2 separate regions of the Homo sapiens genome follow, and region 2 is linked to region 1. A link is an interaction called in ENCODE POLR2A ChIA-PET data of the cell type or tissue named here. Cell type or tissue: OCI-LY7. All regions are shown on one strand. Each heading gives the region's core, and the rest is flanking DNA. Links, peaks and the distances in the headings are about the cores only. Region 1 overlaps LINC01768 (long intergenic non-protein coding RNA 1768). Region 2 overlaps GSTM3 (glutathione S-transferase mu 3).

Region 1 (2,500 bases), core at 1-2,500:
AGTCCTGGAGTAAGAGGACTCAGCTCTGCATGCTTACCCTGGACAGCTTAGCTGCTAGCCTCCCTGCTACCAGTGAAGTCATGTCCCAGGCCAGGTTCTGGGACAGGTATAGGGGAATTGGAAGCAACTGAGATTTGGGGTTTTGATAATTTCCTAACGTAGCATCATCAAGAAAGCAGTGCTCAGCTGACCCCAGAGGAGAGTAGAAGGGAGCATAGGAGAGATGCTATTTGCCAGAGGAATGAACCACTGGAGGGAGAAGAGAGATTGAACAGAGGGAAATGGAGATGGATGGCAGGAAGTGGGAGGAAACCCTCATTTGCTGGTTGTCCAAATGTCATTTCCTTGAAACTATTTGACAGCCAATTTCCCCTTGAGATCTTTTCTAGGGAATGGCCTTCTATCATAAAGAGCTTGCTTTCTTCCTTTCTCTTTCTTTTCTTTTTTCTTTCTTTCTCCCCTTATTCATGCATTCCTCCCTTCCCCCTCCCTTTCTTCTTTTTTCTTTCCTACTTTCCTTTTCTTTCTTTTGTTCTCCCTTTCATTCTTCATTTCTTTCTCTTTCCTTTTCTTTCTTTTTGCTATTCCTTCTCTCTTCCTTTCTCCCTTCCTTTTCTCCTTCCTTCCCACCTTTCTCTCTTTCTTCCACCTAAGTGGCTCTGTGGCTCTTTAGAAAGTAGACTGGGGGTGGACAGCAGCTGCCTTGGAAGCTGGGGCTGCAGAGAAAATGCTGCTTTCTTGTCCCAGTGCTACAGAAAGGGCCAGAATGTAGGACTCCTGGCTGACCAGGTTTGGGAGCAGGACGTCAGAGCCAGAGCATCCCATCTCCCAGCCACGCACCTATAGTCATTTGCACTGCAGCCTGCCCTTTCAGTCATGTCTTCTCCCACTTTCAAGGTGAGAGACAGCGTGAAGGGTGGTAAAGCAGCCAGCAGGGAAGGATTTTGGACTGAATGCCCTTGTCAATTAAATGGGAATAGCAGCTTCCTGCCAGCTTCCTAGGGCTGCTGTGAAGCCTTTGTGTTTGGCAAACTACCAAGAGCCAATCTTTGGTACTTTGGAACTATTGATATTTGTCGAGACCACCCCATCCTATGGCTGGGGGAAAGTCAGCTGTCCCCCTTGTCCCAGAGCCACAGAAATACATGGTGGCTTCAGGACTTGTGTCACCCCTGAAGGGCAAGCACTGCTGCAATGCAAGACTGTATCAGCAGCCTGTCCACTTTCCTCTCCCGGAGCTTCCCGCCACAGCCAGGCCCGGCACTGTCTCCTGAACCTCAGCAGGACTGATTCTTAGGTTGCTCTCATGAACTCCTCAGAACTGAAAAATCTAACCCAGAAACTGACAAACATTTATCCACAGTGAATTCTGGCTTCCCAAGTGCCCTCTCTACCTCCCTAAAGTCACAATCCCTCAGCTGAGGACCCTTCTAGAATGAAAGTTTCCAACCTTCATCGGAAAAAGAGAATCACGAAAAGGATGATGTGTCAGCTGGTGCACAAGCATCACAGCAAGCCCACTTCCTATCCTGGCCCTGTGTGACTTCAGAGTAAACGAGGCAGAGAATTACCTAGAAACAGGAAGTGAGAACCTACACTGTCTGTAGTCATCTATTAGTACAATAGACATTTTTGGTGCCTGCTGCATGCCTGGCCTGTGCTTGCCCACACTTCGTTGAATTACATGGCCTCCCTCCTCACAGACTGCCAGGGACACACACATCAAGGGGCAGTGAGTAGGACAATGAAGAAATGTTCCAGTGCCCCAAAGGCCCAGAGTGGCTTGGCTTCAGAAGTCACTTGAAGGAAATCAGAAACCTGGAGTAGAGAAGAGATTGGGAATTAGAAGAAATCAGGTCCTAGATACAGCCAGAGAGACAGACTCCTCTATTCCACTTACATGATTTAAGGTTGTGCTTTGTCTTGGTTCTCTATGTTGGTTTGCCCAGTGCCAACTGGGAGGTCCAAGGTGATGCTTGGATGCTCTGTATGGAGGCCAGGATGGGCAGAGATGGGGGAGGCCCAGAGCAGGAGAGTAAGTGGGGAGAGGACACCTTCCTAAGGTTGCCCCATGTGAAGGAAGGAAAGGCATTGGTGACTCCAACTACAACCAGCAATACTCACTCATTTCTGTGGCTGCCGTGAGCCCCAGGCCGGGGTCCTCCAGCCAGCAGGCAAGTCCCCTTTCCATTGGCTGCTGCTGGGCACTTCTCCCTGGGGGAAGGAAGAGTCTCACAGCCCTCACGAGTGCAGTGTGGTGAGTAAGAGCATTAGCTGTGTAACCGAACTGCTTGGGCTAAAATCCCAGCTCTTCCTCCTGATAGCTCCATGACCCTGGGTAGGGTACCTAAACTTTTTGTGCCTCAGTTTTCTCATCTGTAAAATGAAGTTAATAATGGTGCCTTACTCGGCCGGGCACGGTGGCTCATGCCTGAAATTCCAGCACTTTGGGAGGCCGAGGCAGGTGGATCACGAGGTCAGGAGATTGAGACCATCCTGG
Region 2 (6,032 bases), core at 3,533-6,032, 180 kb after region 1:
AGGTGTGGTTGCTCACAGCTGTAATAACAACACCTTCAGAGGCTGAGGTGAGAGGATCAGTTGAGGCCAGGAGTTTAAGACCAGCCTGGGCAACATAGTGAGACCCCTGTCTCCCAAAAATTTTTTTTAATTAGCTGTGCGCAATTGCTCATGCATAGTCCCAGCTACCCAGGAGGCTGAGGTGGGAGGATCACTTGAGCCCAGGAATTTGAAGCTGCAGTGAGCTGTGTTCTTGCCACTGCACTCCAATCTGGGTGACTGAGCAAGACCCTGTCTCTTAAAAAAATAAAAAAGATCTCCAAGCATAGAGAAGAGTCTGGAGGGAAACACCAAACTCATAACAGTCTTACTGCAGGCAAGTGGGATAAAGGCCCAGACTCCATGGTGGAAGTTAAAGGGCATTTCCAAGTTAAGGCTAAGACTTGCTTTTCTAACTAAGAGAATGTGCTCATGCATTGCTTGTGTAGTAGAAACTAGTTTTTAGAAAAGAAAGCAAACTTAAGAAACACTGACTCCTGTGGAGATGACTTGGCACCACTCTCCTTTCACAGAGCAGAGTCTGAATAGTCTTCAGAGATAGGCCTGTGGGCCAGATTGCCATCCCCTATGGACCAGAAGCCAAGGATCTCTCTAGTGATGGTCAGAGGGCCCAAATGGCAGGGATACCCAGTGATGTCAGGAGGAATAGTACAGACAGAAGGTGCTAAGCAGACAATTCAACTGCCATGTTTTGCCACCCCCTGTGAGCAGGGATTAGGTGTTCAGGCCAGTATCTTGGGCATGGGGGAGCCTTTGGCCAGAAGAGGTATAAAGCTCAGAAGTTTTTCAGTCTGATAACTATTGATATAATTTCCATAGTGTGAGGGAGCGGTATGCTCTACCCTTGTGTATTTAAGGCAGGACAGAGAAATTGAGGATGCCCCTGGGGCTAGATCGATGATATGACCAGAAATCAAAAAGGGAATGCATTATTTATTGCTGTGTAACACTGTTAAGAGAGGAGGTAGTTAAGGGATGGATAGGCACATAGAGAGGGAAGGTCTCAGGAGAAGGGATAGAAAGGAACTATGTTCACAAGAACAACGGCAAGACAGTGCCTATACTGCCTCTACAGTTAATAGGAAAAACGGAAGAAGTTACCCTTAAGCTAGGATGTTGCTCAGAAGTGACCATCCCAACTTTGGTGCGGGCACAATAAATCAGCCTAAATGTCCCTAATTTAACCCAGCTCATTATAATGTCATTAAACATGACATTAGCATTGTGGTTTTAGCACCCCCATGGGTTTTGCTTAGGCACTCATGGGTAATAACCAAGATGGAGTCCCTTTGGCAAAACTTAGGCATGCACAGCTGTAGTACCCCAAGAAGAAAATGTTACTTCTCTCATCTGGGCAAAACCCACAGAAGACTTCCCAGCTTCTGCCACATAAAAGACACAGAACACAGACGCCTTACTGGCAACCTGCTTTCAAGACCCCTGTCTTTGCTGAGAGCTTTCCTTTTTCCCAATAAATTCTACTCTGCCCTACTCACTCTCCATGTCCATGTGCCTAATTTTTCGTGGTCATGGGACAATAGCCTGAACCTTGCCATACTCCAGGGGCAAAAGAAGACTTCTACACTATTCCCACAAATTTAGCAGCTAAAACAATACATGTTTATGGTCTCAAAGTTTTGTGGATTAGGAGTCTGGGCACAGCTGAACTGGGTCCTCTGCTCAGGGTTTCATCTGAAAACTGCCATCAGTGTGTCATCCAGAGCTCTGATCTCATCCCCAGGCTCAGTGGGAGAAGGATCTGCCTCCAAGTCTGTGTAATTGTTGATAGCGTCAGTTCTTTGTTCCCTGTGGGACAGAGGCCCTCCATTTCTCATTGGCTGTCGGCTAGAGCCACCTTCAGTTCCTTGCAAAAGGGATCTCCTCAACACGGCCACCCATTTCACCAAAGCTAGTAAAGGAGTCTGCTGGAAGAAGGAACACTACAGTCCTATGTAATCTGATCACAGCAGTGACATCCCATCACCTGTTCTTATTCTATTAGAAGCAAGTCACCGGCCCCACCCACACTCAAGGGCATGAGTACCAGGAGGTAGGATCATGGGGGCCATCTTAGAGTCTGTTCACCACAAGAGAAGAAGGAAGGAAACAGGAGATTGGTCCTGCAGTCCTATGAGAAAAAAATCCTGGGAAAGACAGATGACAGGAGAAAGCAGCAAGGTAGGGAATGAGCAATTTGCAAGGGAGAAGTTTAAAAAGCCCAGGTCTGCAGGTGAAATGTATTTCACATGAATTCCAGATGGACAGATCACATAGGCAAATCACGTTTCAATTTTTTTTAATTATTATGTTTGTTAGTGAAAATCCACTCAACAGTTATGCAAAACCTGGACCTTACTGGCCCAGAAAGCAGGGAAGGCCACTGAGAGGAACAGATCCTTTCCACAAGAGAGGTGGATCCCCAGTTCTCAATCAGCTCCCAGCTCTAACTCTAATATAGGCCAAGAAAAGAATGCCGTAACAACGGCTGCCTTCAGGCAAGTGGCAGATGCAGGGGGGTGGCTGGGGACACATCCAAGGCACAGAGGCACAATAGTGATGGCTTTATACAAGTACCATCAGTAAGGGCTTAAAAGAAAACTTGAAACAGGTGCATTAGATTTGGTGGAGCAGTTCCCCAAAAGTATCAGGGAAATTCATTTGTATTCATTGTTGAAGGTTGAGCAACTGGGCGTTTCTAGTTCAGAAAGAAATAGCTTATGTGATTAAATGAAAGTTTGTTATAGAGTTGTTTCACTGTTACCAGGGAAAGGAGAGAGGGACAGGGATAGGCATGGACACAGATCTGCCTTTAAAGCCAGTTTAAGAAGCACTTATGAAAACACCTGGACTGTGTATAGAGATTGCACATTCCTTATCCTTCAGCTGCAGGACAGGTGGAGCAAATGAACCACGCAGAAAAAGAGGACTTAGGGAGTTCAGATGGATGGTGGGGGAAGGGAATGAAATAAAATTCAGTGGGTAATCTTTCTAATGTGTAAATTTGTTCATGTCACTCCCCTGCTTAAAGGCGTTTAGTGGCTTCTAAAACCTCAGGAAAAAAAACTGTCTTCTCAGGCTTACCTTCACAGCCTCACCTCTGCTCCCTTTCCAGTGACATCCTTGGCATGTGCCCTCCTCCTGCTGCCCTGGAGCACGGGGTCCAGCCTTTCTGAATTTCCAAGGGAGCAGCACTGTGTGGTGCTCAGGAGCATGGACTCCGGAGCCGGGCCGTCTGGGTTCAGATCCTGGCTTTGCCCCTGGTAAATGGTGGCCTCCTGTGCTCAGTGTCTTCTTTGATAAATGAACCCTCCCTCACAAGGTTGTTATGAGAAGGGAGGAGACCACCCCTCATATTGTCTTATGCCCAATTTCTGCCTCAAAGAAAAAGTAGGAGTTAAAGAAAAGACAGAAATGAAATCAGTAGTTAGCCTGGCACTGCATTCCAGGCCTGGTAGTTAAAGATCAACCCCTGACCTAACTGGTTCTGTTATCTATAGATTCCAGACATTGTATGGAAAAGCACTGTGAAAATCCCTGTCCTGTTTTGTTCCATTCTGATTACCAGTGCATGCAGCCCCCAGTCACATATCCCCTGCTTGCTCAATCGATCATGACCCTCTCACACGGACCCCCTTAGAATCATAAACCCTTAAAAGGGATAGGAATTGCTCACTCAGGGAGCTCGGTTTTTGGAGATGTGAGTCCGCCGATGCTCCCAGCTGAATAAAGCCCTTTCCTTCCACAACTCGGTGCCTGAGGGGTTCTTGTCTGTGGCTCGTCCTGCTACAATGAGAATGAAGTCAATATTTCTAGAGCACTTGGGCCAGGCGTGGTAGCTCACACCTGTAATCCCAGCACTTTGGGAGGTGGAGGCAGGTGGATCACTTGAGGTCAGGGGTTCAAGTCCAGCCTGGTCAACATGGCAAAACCCCATCTCTACTAAAAATACAAAAATTAGCTAGGCATGGTGATGCATGCCTGTAATCCCAGCTACTCGGGAGGTTGAGACAAGGGAATCACTTGAATCTGGGAGGCAGAGATTGCTGTGAGCTGAGATCACACCACTGCACTCCAGCCTAGGTGACACCGTGAGACTCTGTCCCAAAAAAAAAAAATTTTAGAGCACTTGAAACAGATCAGTGTTACATAAATTTATAAATACTAATTGCCAAAAAGCACCACATTCACTTTTATATTTTCACACTTTAATACATGCTGTCCCCTCTGCCTCTTGCTTTTCCCCCAACTCCCTTAGCCTTCAAATCAGATTTGAAGTCACATCTGATAATCCCTGTGGTGATGGTCACCAAAGATTTCTGATTGTTTTCCCATTGGGAAAACTTCATGACACTCTTTAACTTAAATGTGGTCTCCTGAGTTGTTTGGCCAATTAAACACAAGTAGAAATTACACACATTTTCCAGGCAGAAGTTTTAAAAGCCAGTGAGTAAGTCACTGTATCTGACCACCACAGTTGTCTAGACTCAGAGCAGGTGCCAAGTTAAAGCCTCCGTCGGCCTAGGTCTCTAAAAGACTACGAATAGCAGGGCCCCTGTTGATCACATCCGACATGAAGGGTAAGTAAGAAATAAGCGTGTATTAAGCCACTAGGATTTGGTTTATCCTGACTGACATTTCTCTACCTCCCACAGGCTAATTTAAATGCACATATTTTAAATTTTTGTTCCCACAGGGTACAATGCTTTCCTCGATCAGGACTTAACACACAACTCCAGTTGTTCATTTAGATGTTAGTCTTTGCTGCTAAATTATAAGTTGCCTGAGAGCAGAGACTATGTCTTATGCAAAATTTTATATTTAGTGCTTGCACAGAGCCTGACACAAAGTAGGCACTCACAACTGTGCACTGATTCCTGTCATTTACTGAGAATTGGAAGAAAAAAAGAAGAGTTTGCTTGATAGGTAAATGCCTAATGCCCTCAAGGAACTTTAAAAAATTCCTCTTTGTTTTGACTGAGAGACAGAACCCAGAAAAACAGAATGCCCTGTCTTAAAACAGAGAGAGTTCAGGTAGAAGTACCTGGAGTCAGAACTGAAGTTCGTATTCAGGGAGGTCTCAGAGGATCAGCAAGGCACTGAGGCTGGAGAGTAGGTTATATGAGTTTGTGAAAGGAAAATATCTTGAGCCCCCAAAATCAGTAAGCTAAAAAGAAAATTCAAACTGGAAACTGCTCAGGACAAACCTACCTCCCATTCTATTCAAAGCCATCCCTCTGCTCATTGAAATAGATGCATATTCTGATTGCCTCCTTTGGAAAGGCCTATCAGAAATTCAAAAGAAGGAAACCATCTGTCTCTCACTTACCTGTGACCTGGAAGCCCAACCCCCTCCCCCCTGCTTTGAGTTGTCCCCACCTTTCTGGATGGAACCAATGTACCACTTACATGTATTGATTGACGTCTCGTGTCTCCCTAAAATGTATAAAACTAAGCCGTGCCCCAACCACCTGGGGCACATGTCATCAGGGCTTCCTGAGGCTATGTCACAGACACACGCCCTCAACCTTGGCAAAATAGACTTTCTAAATTAACTGAGACCTGTCTCAGATTTTCTGGGTTTACATTTTGGTAACCATGAAGGGATTCTGGGTGAAGATGCCCCTGACCTTTGACAAATGTCCTATTGGTGCTTGGTACCAGCATGAGCTAACTTTACGGCTCAAACCAACAGGACAATTTGCTGAGGTCTGAGAGCACCCCCTGCAGAGAATCCCTGATTTCCAAAAATTTGGTTGAGATCTAAAATTTATTTTCCTGTACAACTCCTCTTTTCTTTGGAATTTTACTTGCTTCCAACAAGGAAGGCAAGTTTTCCTGCTTCCATGATGATGGAAGGCAGGAAACTCCTTAATGGAGTTTGAGCTAGCTTCTAACAGGGAAGATGAGTCTTTTTTTTCCTGCTTCTAGAATTGTAGAGAGCAGTCTACAGCCTGAGACACACCACTAGGTAAGAAACTGGTCTGGGATTCTGT

The links. ChIA-PET counts read pairs that join two places held together with the same protein. Peaks named below come from ENCODE experiments on the same cell type or tissue, not always from the same donor. Only the 100,000 strongest peaks of a DNase experiment are listed, where the experiment ranks them.
Region 2: POLR2A ChIA-PET joins it to region 1 with 7 read pairs; 2 of 35 experiments call an interaction of 5 or more read pairs at or near these places.

What each region holds. Positions count from the first base shown.
Region 1 is chr1:109,905,421-109,907,920 of GRCh38, reverse strand. It overlaps LINC01768 (long intergenic non-protein coding RNA 1768), which reads right to left. Exons shown (of 5, transcript XR_001738180.3): 5 at 2,028-2,214. Among named protein-coding and RNA genes, the nearest start is that of CSF1, 4.2 kb to the left of the region's middle. RefSeq lists enhancers at 1,261-1,480, 1,671-1,740. In OCI-LY7, for the core only: no CTCF peak of the experiment used is centred there; a DNase peak (open chromatin) is centred at 1,550.
Region 2 is chr1:109,729,439-109,735,470 of GRCh38, reverse strand. It overlaps GSTM3 (glutathione S-transferase mu 3), which reads left to right. Exons shown (of 9, transcript NM_000849.5): 9 at 1-1,534. Among named protein-coding and RNA genes, the nearest start is that of GSTM3, 8.6 kb to the left of the region's middle. In OCI-LY7, for the core only: no CTCF peak of the experiment used is centred there; no DNase peak of the experiment used is centred there.